2 separate regions of the Homo sapiens genome follow, and region 2 is linked to region 1. A link is a loop called in an ENCODE intact Hi-C map of the cell type or tissue named here. Cell type or tissue: CD4-positive, alpha-beta T cell. All regions are shown on one strand. Each heading gives the region's core, and the rest is flanking DNA. Links, peaks and the distances in the headings are about the cores only. Region 1 overlaps GTF3C3 (general transcription factor IIIC subunit 3). Region 2 overlaps SF3B1 (splicing factor 3b subunit 1).

Evidence for each region. A loop is a pair of places that touch in the nucleus more often than their neighbours do. Peaks named below come from ENCODE experiments on the same cell type or tissue, not always from the same donor. Only the 100,000 strongest peaks of a DNase experiment are listed, where the experiment ranks them.
Region 2: a loop joins it to region 1, with 3 times the contacts of the local background. A loop is called at or near these places in 20 of 110 quality-filtered maps.

Annotation. Positions count from the first base shown.
Region 1 is chr2:196,771,230-196,779,229 of GRCh38, forward strand. It overlaps GTF3C3 (general transcription factor IIIC subunit 3), which reads right to left. Exons shown (of 18, transcript NM_012086.5): 10 at 7,667-7,838; 11 at 5,198-5,400; 12 at 4,781-4,882; 13 at 3,887-4,022; 14 at 1,687-1,924; 15 at 519-709. Among named protein-coding and RNA genes, the nearest start is that of GTF3C3, 24 kb to the right of the region's middle. In CD4-positive, alpha-beta T cell, for the core only: no CTCF peak of the experiment used is centred there; no DNase peak of the experiment used is centred there.
Region 2 is chr2:197,410,414-197,420,727 of GRCh38, forward strand. SF3B1 (splicing factor 3b subunit 1) reads right to left here. Exons shown (of 25, transcript NM_012433.4): 4 at 10,015-10,129; 5 at 8,096-8,175; 6 at 6,328-6,498. Among named protein-coding and RNA genes, the nearest start is that of SF3B1, 19 kb to the right of the region's middle. In CD4-positive, alpha-beta T cell, for the core only: no CTCF peak of the experiment used is centred there; no DNase peak of the experiment used is centred there.

The sequences.
Region 1 (8,000 bases), core at 1-8,000:
AGTAACCACCACATAAATAAATCTTAATATAGATTTAGCTCCTGAAGGAATGAACTTTCAGCAAATCTTGAATGTTTTGCATTATGGCAAATTAAAATCAGGTGGCAAAAGCATCCATAATTAATGAAAATCATTTTAAAAATAAATAGGCCTAAGCAGGGAGAATTGTTGACCGTTAAAATGAATTTTATAAGACCTGTGTCAGCCTTTTACAACCAAAGCTTAGTAAGAATAACAAATATTAATATTAGTAATTATCATTTTTGCTATTATATCCACTTACTATATGTGCCAGGCACTGTTTTAAGTTCTTTATATTGATTCATTTAATTTTCACAATTATCTACAAAGTAGGTCCAATTATTATCTCCATTTTAGAGATCAAGAAACTGAGGCAGGAGGAGGTAGAATAATTTGTCACAGTGAGGCTGATAATTAACCCAGACAGTTCCAATCCAGAGGCTAGGCTCTTCACCACACTATTTATGCTTGACAAAGTCACGTGCCAGGACACTTACCAAGCGCATGCTTAAAACTACCAGATACAAATGCATTGTGTCCATTTAAGACACATAGGGCATGATTTTCTGGGTTTTTCAGCATCAAACGGAGACAGAAGCGATGATGTCGTACATCTTGGGAGTGCATGGTAACTTGATTGAAAATGTTCCAGAGCTGGGGTTTATTGACATTTTCCATTACCATTATCCTAAAATTGCAGGAAGAGGGTGAGGGAGAAAATAATGTAAAAATCTTCCTGATTTCTAAAAATGAAACCCTTCAGTGCTGTCCTACCAGCACTGAAATGTACCATCCTCCAACAAGGAAAAGCAGATAGTTTCAATCTATTTAAAGCAAAACTCTCCTACGCAATAAAAGATTTTTCCCAGAAAATGTTGCTTAAGTTAGTGTTTCTATATCTTATTTCTACTTTCAACAAAACTTTTAAACTAAAACAGGAGCAAGTGGTTTAGGTTTCACTTTTTCTCTCCTTGCCCACTATAGCTGCAGTACCGAATAACAATTCATAATATTTGCCAGGCATTGGCCGGGCACCGTGGCTCACGCCTGTAATCCCAGCAATTTGGGAGGCTGAGGCACCTGAGGTCGGGAGTTGGAGACCAGCCTGACCAACATGGAGAAACCCCGTCTCTACTAAAAATACAAAATGAGCTGGGCCTGGTGGCACACGCCTGTAATCCCAGCTACTTGGGAGGCTGAGGCAGGAGAATCGCTTGAACCTGGGAGGCGGAGGTTGCGGTGAGCCGAGACTGTGTCATTGCACTCCAGCCTGGGCAATAGGAGCAAAACTCCATCTCAAATAATAATAATAATTATAATAATAATAATTGCCAGGCATTATTAAAAAGGCATAACAACTCCTTTAACCTTCATCATAACCCTATGAGATGGCAGTATTATGATATCCTTTTATAAGTGGGAAGACTGTGGCACTAGAGATTACCTAACTAGCCTAAGGTCACGCAGCCAGTAGGCGTCAGGGCTGGGATTTGAACCCAGAAAGTCTGGTCCTAGAGTGCATCTTCTTATATACTGCCTCTGGGAATCACCAATTAACCAGTTTATTGTTTAATGGGAGAGCCAAAAGTAAAGTAGCTTCTAAATCAAAGTACATGTACTTACTCTATTAAAGAATCTAATTAAAATAAATAACTGGGAAATCACCTGATATAGTTGTATGCCTTTCTGAAATTTTTGTCCAGAATTGCAGCAGACAGACCAAAGTATTCTAGTTCTTTGCGTTTTTGCCTGTCATCATAAAATGAGTAATATTCCAATGAGGAATCTACAAGCAACTCAGCCTCTTGAAATCGGGATAGGTCACATAAGGAGTATATGGCCTTCAACAGAAGATTCCACCAGTCATCCTTTGTCAAGACGCTTGTGAGCACAGCAAATATTGCTAAAATGAGACCAATGAAAACCAGTTAGGACACTGTATTTCCAGAAATAGCAGTATTAGAAAAATTCACATCATCAATTTTAAGACAAGTTTAATAACCATGAGCCTAAATTGTTGCCAGTGCTCTCCGGACAAAGATGAGAAGGGGTAGTTGCTTGCTTACACTCCTTCAATACTATCCGCTTCTTCTCTGCCAGTTTAACAATCTGCATTCCCAGGCACCTGATTCGGACTTGGTCTCTACAAGTTCCAGCTAGTTCCATCTGCATTTCTCCTTGCTAGCTAAGATATATCTCCTCCAGGGTAGAACAAGTATACTTTCTATGACTGTAATCCCATAGGGAAGCAGTCCCCAACCTTTTTGGCACCAAGGACCAGTTTCATGCAAGGCAATTTTTCCATGGGCCAGGGCTAAGAAGGATGGTTTCAGGATAATTCAAGCACATTACATTTATTGTGCACTTTATTTCCATTATTATTGTTGTAATATATAATGAAATAATTGTACAACTCACCATAATGTAGAATCAGTGGGAGCCCTGAGCTTGTTTTCCTGCAACTAGACAGTACCATCTGGGGGTGATGGGAGACAGTGACAGATCATCAGGCATTCAATTCTCATAAGGAGCGTGCAACCTAGATCCCTCGCATGGGCAGTTTACAATAGGGTTTGCACTCCTATGAGAATCTAACGCTGCTGCTGATCTGACAGGAGGGGAAGCTCAGGTGGGAATGGTCGCTTGCCCACCCACTGCTCACCTCCTGCTGTGCGGCCCAGTCCCTAGCAGGCCACGGGCTGGTACCGGGGTTGGGGACCCCAGTGATAGAGGATTACGTACATACAGGCATTCAAATGTTTGCTCAGCAAAATACTTCAAATTCATACTTTGAGATTCAAGTTGTTCTTGATCTTTTTCTGATCTCAAGTCTCTTTAACAACCTCCTTCTCTTCCTTAGTTCTCTGTAAAAAGCCTCCCTTTGATAGCCCTTAAGGAATATCAAAAGCCATAAAAAATTTTACTGTCTTTGATCCAATAATTTTCCTTCTGAGAATCTATCCTAAACAAAATATGGACAAATCTGTATGTATGAAAATGCTTACTACATTACTGCTTATAAAACTGCCAAAAGTGACCATATGCCAAAAAATAAGAAAATGATTAAATTATGGAACCACTATCCAATGGAATACTACACATTCCTTAAATATAACTATGAAGAGAACAGAGCAACATGATAAAATGTCTATGAGAAAATGTAAAGTGAAAAGATCACAGTACAAAGTTGCATGTAACATAAAAAGGCTTAGTTCATCCTATCCTGGTACACCAGTGTAATGTGATCCTCACCATGATAAAATTTACAAAACAAAACAACAAAACCTTATGAGCCTAAGAAAAACTAACCATGGACCTCCAGTGAGGAATCACTGAAAGAAAACAGGCAGATCACACAGGGAGAAAAATACAACATAAGGAAACATGGTTAAAAACACAAGCTGCAGAGGTAGAATCTGTAGTCTTTTAAAGTTATATTACTTGAGACTAGGTCACAGCAACTTATTTTCAAAGAGTTTCTATGACTATTGCTACATTTGTTAAAAATTATTTCATAGAGAATGGAATATATATAAGTGAAGTCTGGACAAATCATCTATACTGTCATCTAATCTTCACAAATTTCTTAAAATATATTTTCTTTTTAAAAAGTCAAAGTTTTGTTTTACTTCTTTCACAGATCCAAGCAGATGCTTTCCTTTTAATTTTTTTTAATTTAAAGTATTTACATTTAGCCTTTCCTTTTTAACATCGAATGAGTTTATTACACTTGAGAGATTTAGATTGGAAAATTTCATTTTATTTGAAAAGTATATTTTCAATTAGATTGCTGTCCAGTGTTACTTCATGAGTCTTTTTCAATTCAGCCAAATTTTATATAACATAATGCAAATGAAGTTATTACCTTTTGCATCACAATTTGCTGACTCTTGGTCATTGCTGTCTGATATTTTGTCTCTCGATACTTTAATAAGATAAAGATGCCTCTCTCCAGACTTGGAACTGGATATCAAACAAACTTGGGCTCGATTCATTGCTACCTGAATTAAAGATGAAGATTTCAGATTCTTTAAACAATAACTGTTTTGTTTAGAGACAAAGTCTTGTTATGTTGGCTCAGGCTGGATTTGAACTCCTAAGCTCAAGTGATCCTCTCACCTTAGCCTCGCAAGTAGCTGGGACCACAGGCACATGCCACCATACCCAGCTCTAAACAATAATTTTTTAAAGAAAACCTATGGGTCACAGGTGCCACAAGACTGAAAGCTCCCTTAGTAAGAAAAAAGGAAACCAAATTACTATATTAAAAAACTAAAATTAGAATGAACTGACTTATTTTTCTCTTACCAAAGGAATTTTGGGTCACATTCCTCACCTCAGAAAGAAAAAAGGCAATTCACGTTAACATTATAACATGCATATACACACATCCCCAGAGATACACCCACAGAGCTACCTCCCTGCAAATAAGCTGGACTCGGAAAGAATATTAGATCTGGAAAATACTTTTGCAAAGTGAGTAATTTTGGCACATAGTACTGTCCACAGGGCCAATATCTGATAGACCATGGTGCTCACTTTTCTAAATATGTACTAGGGAAGATTTTCACTTAAGCTACTGTCAAGAACTTTCAGTCATATACCAATAACCTCTAGCTTTTTTGTTTTTATCTTTCATTTTTAAAAGTTTGAGTTTAATGAAGAAAAACAATTATAAAGTAGTATAATCTATGTTTAAATGAAATACTAAACATTTAAAAAGTCAACAAGGCTAACATAAAGAAAGATCATTACCCACCTTTAAAAGCATGGCTAACATAGTAAGTAAGGTATCCACATAACCATACATTTTGCCTTGTGAAAACAACAGAGTAGAACGATGAAGCAATAACTTCAGTTCCTAAACAAATAAGCACATGATGATGAGCCTAACAAGATTCCTTTTCTACAAATTGTTTTATTTGCATAGAAACATTTTTAAAAAAACAAACCATATTGCTTTATGGTCTTTCACAATAATTAAGAGCCAATATTTTAAAACTATAATTTGTAACCCAACCAGTGGCTGAAATCCAATACTTAAAATCATTTTTCAAAAACTTGAATACACTAAAATAAAATTTTGGATATAAGCTATAGAGACATCCTTAATGGAGGAGAAAGTTCTAAAATATAATATACCAAGAAAAACTTCCCTCTATGTGACATGGCCCACCTGCTGTGCAGCATTTGCATCCTGTGCTAAAGTATCTGGATCATACATTGGTTCCAGAGCTTCCAGAGCTTTCTCAGGCTGGCCCAGCTGCTGCTGAAGGGTAGAAAGTGAAATCCTTGCATCCAAATGGAGTGGGGCCAGATCAACCACCTTGCCATAGCTTTCAGCAGCTCGCTCCATATAGCCTAAGGCCTTTAAACATTCTAAGATGATGTTAAAATAAAGCAAAAGTATGAACTACAGATTTGTAAACTGGCCACAATTACTCTTCCATTTTAAAAGAAATATAGCAATATAAAAAATTATAACAAGAAATGAATGCGTATTTCTAGTACTTTAAAACTATCCCTAATCTCTATTAATCAATCGATCTAATAAATTTAAATTGCTAAGGAGTAATCAGTGTATACATATAATTTAGGGTTCTGCTTTATTCATTGAGCATTACATTTTAAACACTGTCTTCATTGGCATTTTGAATGGTTACATAATCAAACTGATTATGTAATTATATCATTTGCCATTTAGGTTGCTTTCAAATTTTTACTCTAATAAATAATACTGCAGTAAACATCTTCACATATATAAACCAGAGCACACAATCGGCAGACCAGTGTAACCCACAGGTATGTTTTATTAGCTCACAGTGCTTTTAAAAACTATTAACATCCTACATTTCTTAAAATTAGGATTTTAATAAAATCCAGGGTATTGGATTCTTTTGAAAGTTCTGTATTTGGCCACAGTGGGTGCCCCATTCCCACATGACACATCAGTCCATGCAGAGAAAGTGCCCTTTAGAAAGGCCTCCTCAGTTTCCACCTCTCCCTAGTATTCTCTCTCTCTCACTTCACTCATTTTTGTTACCTGCCAGGCTCCCAAGTTTTGTGATCCCCAATAGAAACTACCTCCTCTCATCCCACTCAATTAGTTCCTGAGTATAAGTTCTCAGAGTGAGGTTACTGGGCCCTATTTCTCAAACTTTACACCCAATCAGTCAATCAATCAATCAATACATGCGATCATTTGAACGTGAAAACAAGTCTCTGTGAGCATTTCTTCTTTCCATCCTTTTCGCTGCACTGTATCTCCTAAGTATTTTTACCTCCAGTTGCTTTTTCAAATCTCTCCTGACCATCATCTTTAGGTTAAATTTTGATAATAAAGGAAGAACATTAATATGGATGGATCATCACAGTGACATTTCTTACATTTTCTCATTTTTCACTTTAAAAACATTTTGTTATTTTGTTACTGAAATAACTGAATTCCTCTAATTATCTTTCTTATATACTGATCCCAAATTTCTTTATCATTTTTAGATGACTCTGAGATTTTATCTTTCATTCATCTCAAGCCACATGGGCTCAAAATGGAAACAGCATTGATCAGAATCATGATTAAATAGGATTTTTAAAGTATACACTATTAGTAACACAGGAGCAGTTTCAATATCACAGCCCTAAGTAGAAAGGCAATACAAACTAAGATATCCTGCTCATATCTTTAAAATTCAAATCTCACAAATAATGCAGCTTTTTACGATGGTATTACATTTGTATTCATATTTATTCATCTAAACAGAAAAGTGTTATCTTAATCATTAAGTGCTCTCTTTCCTAGCTCATATCTGTGATGTGAGTGCACTACTGCCCCAAAATGCCAATCAATGCTTCTCTAATTATAGAGTTCTGTCATCATATAATACTTAAGAGCCATTAGTTTTCTGCCATCACATAGTATTTGAAACCAAGACTATTCGATCTTTAATGCGTCTTTTATGTTGACTCAATAAGAAACCCTATTAGAATACTTTTTGCTTTCATGTAAGAGCCACTAGAGTTTTCTGCCATCACACAGTATTTGAAACCAAGACTATTCGATTTTTAATGCATCTTTTATGTTGACTCTATAAGAAATCCTATTAGAATACTTTTTGCTTTCATGTATTTCTTCAAAAGATTTAGTCATGTTTCTTAAGCTATTTTTTCCAGTCTAAATGATTCACTGCAGATTACTATGGACTTAGGCACAGTGTAATAAACGGCTGATAAAACCCAATTTTGAGTATGTGTGGCTCAAAGAGCATTGAAAAATATATTAATTTTTCCCAATATAACATATTAAATATAAATCTATAAAAACTCTTCAAAATTAGATTTTGCCCCAAGTCTGACAATCCTTTGCTAGAAACCAGACCCTATGGTTAAGAGAGGTTCAAGACAGGCATCTAAGGGAAATGTGAGTCCTTCAACTTCACTCTGGCATCATTAAGTAAATCATTCCTCCAAAGCATTAGTGATGGGGAAATCACTTAGTAGCCTAGCAAGACAATTTAAAATACTGACTTTCAAAAAACTCCCCTGAAACCAGAAACACTTGCACTATAATAATTATTACCATCTTGGGAAAGTAAGTTCTTGGCTGCTTATATGATTAAAACTTCTTCCTCCCACAAAAAAGTGTTACCTGCATGACGAAGCCAAACTACTGCAAGGTTGTATCTTTCAGAGCAAACAAGAGCACTGAGGAGGGGAAGTGCAGAATTATATTCACCAACATCCAGAAAAGCTTCAGCAACATCTAGGTATAGGTCTCCCATATCTTCAGGATTCTGTTCTACTAGTGTTGTCAAGAGAGGCTAGACCACAAATAAAAGCCCCAAGTTAAACATTCATTACAAACGTGCACATCTATCTATAGCTTTTTTTTTTTTTTTGAGATGAAGTCTCTCCCTGTCACCCACGCTGGAGTGCAGTGGCACAATCTTGGCTCACTGCAACCTCTGCTTGCTGGGTTCAAG
Region 2 (10,314 bases), core at 1,206-9,205, 640 kb after region 1:
CGTGTGTTCTAAGAAAATAGTCCTGTTGATGTTTTGTTTAATTGTGTGTGTTTAATTAATATAAACATGCTTTAGATCACCTATGTAATTTTTTTTTTTTTTTTTTTTTTGAGACAGAGTCTCGCTCTGTCACCCAGGCTGGAGTGCCGGGGCATGATCTTGGCTCACAGCAACCTCTGCCTCCCGGGTTCAAGTGATTCTCCAGCCTCAGCCTCCTGAGTAGCTGGGGTTACAGGTGCCTGCCACCACGCCGGGCTAATTTTTGTATTTTTAGTAGAAACAGGGTTTCTCCACGTTGGTCAGGCTGGTCTCGAACTCCTGACCTCGTGATCCACCCACCTTGGCCTCCCAAAGTGCTGGGATTACAGGCGTGAGCCACCGCACCAGGCCCCACCTATGTAATTATAACCAGATACCGTCACATGATTTCAATCTTGAGATCAGTTTGTATGTACAGTTACATGTGTACCAAATAATATTACCCTAGCTGATGCTGGCAAGATTAATGAAAAAAGATGAGAGGTGGATTTTCATTTGTTTTTTGACACAGGGTCTCACTCTGTCGCCCAGGTTGAGTGCAGTGGCACAATCACGGCTCACTGCAGTCTCCACCTACCAAGCTCAAGTGATCCTCCCATGTCAGCCTCCTGAGTAGCTGAGACTACATACAGGCGCACACCACCACACCCAGTTAATTTTTTATTTCTTGGAGAGATAAGAGTCTTACTATGCTGCCCAGGCTGAGAGGTGGGTTTAAGTAACATCAAGGGTTCCACAGTAGTTCAAACAGAGAGTAATAGTTGGACAACTGACTGCATGTAATAGCAAAAGAATCTCCACCAATAAAGATAGTATCATATCAAAGTAGCATAGAGTTGAGTGTAAAGAAAACAAAATTTGTACTTATATACTGCCTCGTAAGTATTCCACAGGATGTGTAATGTACTTTATATATTTGTTTTAAAGTTGGGAGCTCTTGGCCGGGTGCGGTGGCTCACACCCGTAATCCCAGCACTTTGAGAGGCCGAGGCGGGCGGATCACAAGGTCAGGAGATAGAGACCATCCTGGCTAACATGGTGAAACCCCGTCTCTACTAATACAAAAAAAATCAGCCAGGCGTTGTAGCGGGTGCCTGTAGTCCCAGCTACTCGGGAGGCTGAGGCAGGAGAATGGTGTGAACCCGGGAGGCAGAGTTTGCAGTGAGCCGAGATAGCACCACTGCACTCCAGGCTGAGCGACAGAGTGAGACCCCGTCTCAAAAAAAAAAAGAAAAAAAGTTGGGAAAGTTGGGAGCTCTTATAGACACAAGGACTTCATCTACCTTTATGTTTGCAAATTTGCATGGTACCATTAAACAAGTTTAAGACTCAATAGTTTTTCCCTTAAAAACATACTACTCAGGGCTGGGCATGGTGGTTCATGCCTGTAATCCCAGCACTTTGGGAGGCCAGGCAGGCAGATCAATTGAGGCCAGGAGTTGAGACCAGCCTGGCCAACATGGCAAAAGCCCATCTCTACTAAAAATAAAAAATAAAAATAAATAAAAATAGCTGGGTGTGGTGGTGCACACCTGTAATTCCAGCTACTCAGGAGGGTGAGGCATGAGAATTGCCTAAACCCAGGAGGCGGAGGTTGCAACAAGCCAAGATCACGCCACTGCACTCCAGCCTGGGTGAGAGTGAGACTCTGTCTCAAAAAAAAAAAAAAAAAAAGATTTTACTATTACTCAGGGTTGAAAAATTCTGGATTAGGTAAATAAAGCACACAAATTGTTTAAAATCTCCATTCTGGCATCTGTCCCTCCTGCTGAATTATAAGGAAAGGTGGGAAATGAATTCTATTATCTATTGTAATTCCTACAATTATGACTAGGGTACAGTTGTATTAAATGAACAGAATTTTTAAAAAAGTCTGAGTCTCTGATTTAATTTATTTATTTATTTATTTATTTATTTATTTGAGACAGAGTCTCACTCTGTCACCCAGGCCAGAGTCCAATGGCGCAGTCTCGGCTCCCTGCAACCTCTGTCTCCCGGGTTCAAGCGATTCTCCTGCCTCAGCCTCCTGAGTAGCTGGGATTACAGGTGCCTGCCACCACACCTGGCTAATTTTTTGTATTTTTAGTAGAGACGGGGTTTCACCATGTTGGCCAGGATGGTCTCAACCTCTCGACCTCAGGTGATCTGCCCGCTTGGCCTCCCAAAGTGCTGGGATTACAGGCGTGAGCCACCGCGTCTGGCCGAGTCTCTGTAGTTTTTATAAGAAAGATATCAGCATATCAGCTCTCATGCCAGGCGCAGTGGCTCACACGTGTAATCCCAGCACCTTGGGAGGCCAAGGCGGGTGGGTCACCTGAGGTTGGGAGTTTGACACCAGCCTGGCCAACACTGCGAAACCCTGTCTCTACTAAAAGTTAGCCAGGCGTGGTGGCAGGCACCTGTAATCCCAGCTACTTGGGAGGGTGAGGCAGGAGAATCACTTGAACCTGGGAGGTGGAGGTTGCAGGGGACCAAAATCATCACTCTAGTCTGGGTGACAGAGCAAGACTGTTGTCTCAAAAAAAAAAAAAAAAAAAAAAAAAGATATCAGCTCTTGTGTCTAGTTATGTGCATACAGTTAAACAATTAACAGGAGGACAAACTTCTTTCTCTTTCTCAAACTTAGTACTGAATGTCATCCATAGAATTAAAGTTACTAGTTACTTGGCTGGACATGGTGGCTCATAACTGTAATCCCACCACTTTGGGAGGCCAAGGTGGGGGGATCACTTGAGGCCAGGGGTTCAAGACCAGCCTGGCCAACATGGAGAAACCCTGTCTCTACTAAAAATACAAAAATTAGCTGGGCGTGATGGCACATGCCTGTAATCCCAGCTACTTGGGAGGCTGAGGCACAAGAGTCACTTGAGTCTGGGAGGCGGAGATTGCAATGAGCTGAGATTGCACCAATGCACTCCAGCTACCCATGGGTGACAGAGCAAGACTCTGTCTCAAAAATTAAAATTAAAATTAAAAATAAAGCTAGTAGTTACTTATATTGAACAGAACCAAATCCCTCCTACATATAACCAAGCAAATGAGAAGTCCTCACCTTAAACTAAATTGTTTAGAAATTATGTATTAGGTTTTATATATCCCTGTTCTGGGTTTGGGGAAATACTGCATGATCTGATAGGTTTTTTCTTGGTTTATAAATTAAATCTATAGCAGTCTAGGCTAGAGCTAATAGTGATTTAGACTAGGATGGTAGAGGCAGAGATCATGAAAAGTGGCTAGCTCTTTAATATATTTAAAGGTGATGCCAAGAAAATGTATATGGGTAGGATATGGGGTAAGAGAATAAGGAGTATAGGATGACTCCCTAAATGTTTTTTTGTTATTGTTGTTCTTGTTTTGTTTTGTTTTTTTTTTTGAGACAGAGTCTCGCTGTGTCGCAAGACTGAAGTGCAGTGGCACGATCTCCTCTCACTGCAACCTCCACCTCCCGGGTTCAAGTGATTCTCCTGCCTCAGCCTCCCAAGTAGCTGGGATTACAGGTGCCCGCCAACATGCCGGGCTAATTTTTGTATTTTAACTAGAGTCGGGGTTTTCACCATGTTGGCCAAGCTGGTCTTGAACGCCTGACCTCAAATGATCCACCCACCTTGGCCTCCCAAAGTGCTGGGATTACAGGCCTGAGCCACTCTGCCCAGCCCTTAATGTTTTGCTTGAGCCAAACAGACACAGGAAAGACCAGGGGAGCAGGACTGAGAAGACATGTATGCGAAGAAAATCAATAATTTTCTTTTAGAAATACTGATTTTGAAATGCCCATTGAACAGCCAAATAAATACGTCAAGCTGAACAAATACGCAAGTCTGCGGAACAGAAGCAGAGGACAGATTTGTAAGTTTGGCAGCTATCTTATACAAACGGTACATAAAGACAAGAATGAGATCCTAGGGATTGAGCACAGATGGAAAAGAATCCAAAAGACTCAGCACTACTATAACACCCCAAAGTTCAGAGGTAAGAAGAATGAGGATCCAGCAAACAAGACTAAGGAGTAGTAGCCACTGAGATTTTGAGGGGAAGCAAGAAAGACTAAAACCCAGAGACTGAGAGAGAAAAGGGTATGAAGAAATGTCAAATATTCTTGGTATGCTAAATCATGTGAGAAATGAAAATACACTTTTTAAATTTATCAATTAGGGGCCAAGTGACCTTGACAAGAGATTTTAGGTGGAATAGACTAGAACTACATAAAAAGACTAGAAATTACATAAGACTAGAACTATGTAAGCAGGGAAAGCAAGTACAAACAACTCATTCAAGGCATCTGTGGCTCATGCCTGTAATCCCAGCACTTTGCAAGGCTGAGGCAGATGGACTGCTTAAGCCCAGGAGTTTGAGATCAGCCTGGACAACATGGTGAGACCCGTTTCTACAAAAAAATAAAAAACTAGCCAGGCATGGTGGTACGTGTCTATAGTCCCATCTACTTGGGGGGTTGAGGTGGGAAGATCATTTGAGCCCAGGAGGTGGAGGCTGCAGTGAGCTATTATTGCGCCCCTGCACTCCAACCTTGGCAACAGAATGAGACCCTACCTCAAGAAAAAAACAAAGAACAAAGCACTTTGTTCTAAAAAGATATAGAAACAGGATTGTAGCTGAATGCGGATGTGAATGGGGTTAAGAGATGTTTTCTGCAGGTTTTTTGTTGCTGTTATTAAGACAAAGCACGATAAAACATGTTTGCTGGTGCTGATAATCTAGTATGGAGAAAAAAATTAATGGTACATGATGAGAGTCTCCAAGAGGGGAAGGGAAATGGTGCATAAGCAAAAGAGTAGCTTTAATTATTTATTTATTTATTTTGAGACAAAGTCTCACTCTGTTGCCCAAGCTGGAACACATTGGCGTAATCTCAGCTCACTACAACCTCCACCTCCCAGGTTCAAGTGATTCTCCTGTCTCAGCCTCCCAAGTAGCTGGTACTACAGGCACACGCCACCATGCCCAGCTAATTTTTTTTGTATTTTTAGTAGAGACAGGGTTTCACTACGTTGGCCAGGCTGGTCTTGAACTCCTGACCTCAAGATCCGCCTGCCTTGGCCTCCCAAAATGCTGGGATTACAAGCGTGAGCCACCGCACCCAGCCGCTTTATTTTTCTAGCAATGATTAAATATTTTCAAGTGCTTTCTAAAAAATCAATTTTAAAGACCTTTCTATTCAGGATAATGACAAACATAATAAAGGCACATATGACAGTTTAACATAATTAGCTACTTTTATGCAGCACTTATATCTTTTAGTCTGCAAGTATATTATTAAATGATAGAAAACATCTAATACAACCATTTCTACAGAACTAGGAAATACATTTCTAAGAAAGATTTTACAGATGCCATCGTTTTGTTTTTTTGAGACAGGGTCTTACTCTGTCACCAGGCTGGAATGCAGCGGCATGATCATAGCTCACTGCAACCTCTACCTCCGGGGATCAAGGGATCCTCCCACCTCAGCCCCCACCACCCCCCATACCCCAGTAGCTGGGACTACAGGCATGCACCACTATGCCCAGCTAATTTTTTTTTTTTTTTTTGTAAAGACAGGGTCTCCCTCTGTTGCCCAAGCTGGTCTCAAACTCCTTGAGCTCAACCAATCCTCCCACCTGGACCCCCAAAGTGCTGAGATTATAGGCATGAGCCAATGCATTCAGCCTCCAAAACAAATGTTTAAAAAAAAAAAAAGGTAGGAGAGTAGACTGGCCAAGAGAAAGGAGTAGCATTGACTATTTGCTGCCAGTAGTGAGGGGCTTAAGTTATCTATCCAGAAGATAAGGAAGACCACTATATCATACTCAACCTCCACAATGTAACATACCTACAGGTCTGTATTTAATATTCTAAAAAGAACTTTCCTTATTCCATAATATGGACTAAATTGCATGCCCCTCAAAATCTGTATGTTGAAGTCCTAACCCCCAGTGTGACTGTATTTGGAGACTGGGCCTTTAGGGAGGTAAATTAAGGTCAAATGGGGTCATGAGGGTGGGGCCCTAATCTAGTAAGACTGATGTCCTCATAGGAAGAGCATGGACAACAGAGCTTGCTGGCACAGAGAAAGGCCATGTGAGGACACAGCAAGAAAGCCCTCAACAAACACCAACCCTGTTGGCACTCTGATCTTGGATTTCAAGCCTCCAGAACTGCGAAAAAAATCAATGTCTGTTGTTTAAGGCACCCAGTCTGTGGTATCTTGCTATGGCAACCCAAGCAGACTAATACAGTCCATAACAGAAAAAAATTTTTTAACAGTAATAACAAAAAACAAAAAGAAATTACCTCTGCCTGATCCCAACTTGATAGTTTTTTGGGAGTGGCACCAGGAGTCTGATCAGCTGTTTGATCCCAACGCCGTTTTCGTTTTGATGGAGGCTGGGACGCTGCTGCTCCATTGACGACTTTTAGTTCTCCAGCTTTAGCTTTTTCTGCTAGCTGTTGCCTAATTTCTCGCTGAAAAAAACAGTGAGTATTTACCTTTAAAATGCTTTCAATGTATTTTTCTACCATTAGCGCAATCACTTCCACTTAACATCCTATTTTATACTTTGCTCATTCTCTTTTCTATGTACTGGTGATCTCCTTTCTACGCTCGCTGGTTCCATAGTCTGTGCGTCTTTATTTCGTTTTACATAATGCCTTTCTAAACAAAAGATAAGCAAGTTCAGAATTCGTAACATAGCACACTGTAGTTTATATACTGGAGGTGAAGTAAAATCTTCAGTCAACAATGGAGAACCATAATGCTTCCACTGAAAAATAGGGTTTTCTTCAAAACTCATATAAATAGCAATTAAGACTATGGAACAAGATAGAAAAATGGTAAAAGATAAAAATAATAAAATTGTTTTATTTATACTGACAAATTATGTAAATATGCATAGTGATAATGGATGCACATTTAATTCACTCTGTACTGTTAAAATGGGGTTTTACCATCCCATTTAACTCATTCAACATATAAAATCTATTATATATTCATAATAGTAATGGAGGAGGCTGGGTACGGTGGCTCACACCTGTAATCCCAGCACTTTGAGAGGTTAAGGCGGGCAGATCACCTGAGGTCAGGAGTTCGAGACCAGCCTGGCCAACATAACGAAACCCCACCTCTACTAAAAAAAAAAAAAAAAAAAAGAAATATGAAAATTAGCCAGGCATGGCGGTGCACACCTGCAATCCCAGAAACTCGGGAGGCTGTGGCAGGAGAATCGCTTGGACCCAGGAGGCAGAGGGTGCGGTAAGCTGAAATCGCACCACTGCACTTCAGCCTGGGCAACAAAGGAAGACTCCACTCAAAACAAACAAACAAAAAGTAGGCAGTTATTAGACAAAATGGCATAATCTCTGTAGGCCAAAAGGAATTATTCAAAATTCTCCACTTACATCCAAACCGAAACTTACAGAATCTCACACTGAACTCTGACTTTTCCCTAACATACTGAGTTCAGATACACACCATCAACCTTCTCCACACAGAAACCACCCCTGTAATGGCCAGGCACAGTGGCTCACACCTGTAATCCCAGCACTTTGGCAGGCCGAGACAGGCAGATCACCTGAGGTCAGGAGTTTGAGACCAGCCTGGCCAACATGGTGAAACCCCATCTCTACTAAAAATACAAAAATTAGCTAGGCATGGTGACACACACTTGTGTTCCCAGCTACTCGGGAGGCTGAAGTGGGAGGATAACTTGAACCTGGGAAGCAGAGATTGCAGTGAGATGAGATCACGCCACTGCACTCTAGCCTGGATGACAGAGTGAGACTGTGTCCAAAAAAAAAAAAAAAAAAAAAAAAAAAAAATCCCTTGTGAGACACATACATACAAACATATACAGCCAAGGGGCCCAGGACTAGAAAAGGATATAGAAATGAAAAGTTTTACTTGGAAGGTGGTATAATTTGGGGGTAAGATTCTTTCTCAGTTAATTTTTATTAATACTATTATTTGTGCAGCAAATAGCAAAAAAGAAACCTAACAGTCTCTCAATCACAACTGTATTTATATTCTTTCACAACCATTAAAACAGGAGACAGGTTTACATACTTCTTCTTTAGTCAAGTGTTGTTCTCGCATTACATCCATGTAAGTCCTAGCATTCATTTTAGGATCAGGGGTTTTCCCTCCTGCAGAAAAGAACAGCAACAGGAAAAAGAGTACAATAAATAAAAAATAAGCAGGTTCAACTGATTTATCTGCCCTGCTCTAAATATTATGTTATTCCATAATCATTTAAATTATTTTTTGATGGAAAACTTTAATAATTATACATCTTACTTTTTATTGAGTTTGCTGATCAATTTAACCTGTTTGAACACAAACATCTACAGCAGTTTAAAACAAATATTTTAATGCATATAAAAACAAAATGACAGCACAGTTTAGAGTCTTCAGAAGTGATGGGTTCCTGGGTTGCTAATCCGGAATACGTACACTTTCGTGCCTTTGTCTCCATCAGCAGTTCTGACTTCAAGCAGCAGAATAGAAGCCTAGAAAATTATCTCTTTACCATTAGTAACACTTTGGAAAGATATTTATATTCAAAACATTACCTGTTGCAAGCTGTTAAAATCCTGACTACAAATAACTATGACTAGATAAGTTCTTCATACAGTGTTCTAAAACAATTGTAGTTTAGAAAATCTGATTTTAAAAATATACCTATAATCTTATTCTGATGTCACGTTACTAAAAAGGGCTTCATGCTTTAAGTTTTGTTGACCCAGAAAACATATTTTTATTTCTTAGAAAGCATAAATTAAAACTGGAAACATATTACTTTAAATATATTACTTCTACCAGTTATTATGATGCACACAGAAGCAACGTGGTGTACAAAGAGATGTGTCAGTCTCTTGGTTAAAGTTTCAGTATTTGCTTTTCAAACTTCAAAATATCTTACAGAAGCCCAAACAGTATATAACAAGATTCACAGAGGCACACTATGCTTTAGAAATGTGGTAACTAGCTATACAAGTAGTATAGCATCACAATTTAGGAAAAAATAATAAAATTCTAAGACATTTCCTATGCTGAAGATCATGCCCAATTGGTAGTGTCATTCTTTCTGACACTAGCTCTGATAAGACTTCCTTTGGAATACTTTTTCACCATAATCTAGAGAGGATGTGTTGAACTGCACCCTTAAGAATGCAGACAGGACTGGCATATAGCAGTACTGCTGTAGGAAAGAAATTAAGGACAGTTAGTATGGGCCTGTGAATTCTGGCATACATGTTTAAATCAATTACAATTATGCAAGTAAAAAAAGAATATCCCTACTAATTCATGCAGGCTGAAAAGTCTAGTATGTAAACCTGCAGCAGAATCTAATTTTAAGAAACAGGCACCTAATTTTGATTGTGAAACTCACTCACCTGAGGAAAGCTTCCATCAGGCTCACTATGCCCCTTGTGCTGACTTGCACACTAAAATTAGCAAAACAGACTCCAACTATTAAAAATATCAAACTCTTCGTATACATACTTTTGTTTTAACTTTAAGTATGCTTAGAGCAAAGTAGGTGCCTTTACTAAGCTATATTTAGAGCACTATGGGGGGAGCTCTAGTGTGAGAAACAGTTTCTCAAGGGTAACAATCCTAAAAATCTAGGATTTGGAATGAAAACTTTCAATAATTTGAAAGTATTTTGAGCAGAAAAATACATTTGATCCAAGTATAGAAAGCGTACCCAAAACAAAAGTAAAAGTAAAACCTTTAACCCTTTGCGTTTCTATGGCATTGGCTCATTTTTTTCTTGTCCTTCTACCTGGAAAGAAAACTTGCATTATAAAGATGAAGAATATGGCATCTGTGACTTCAACCACATCTATACAAATCTATAGTAAGGGGGATTTTTAAAAAGAAAAGCAAATTCAGAAGCATGCCAAAAAAAATCAAAGGGCTAAAGACAACTTAATACAAATAAATTTCTGAATACTTATAGAAAAGTGGGAAAGAATTACCATCTGCAAAAGGATCAAGACGCTCTGGGGAAATTATCATGGTCCGCCTATGCTTTTTGTATTCATCTTCCCGGTCTGCAATCTTTGGAGGTCTGTGCTCAGCAAATGGATCATACTGAAAAGAGGTATGTCTCACTTAATATCCACTTTATTAAAATAACAAAACAGAATATCATAAACAAAAATCAGAACACCATAAAGCACAAATGTTTAATACATGCCTACTAATATTCTGTACCGTTTCACAGATAAATGTTAAATATAAAAAAATAAGGCACATGGAAACAAGGTAATATACAT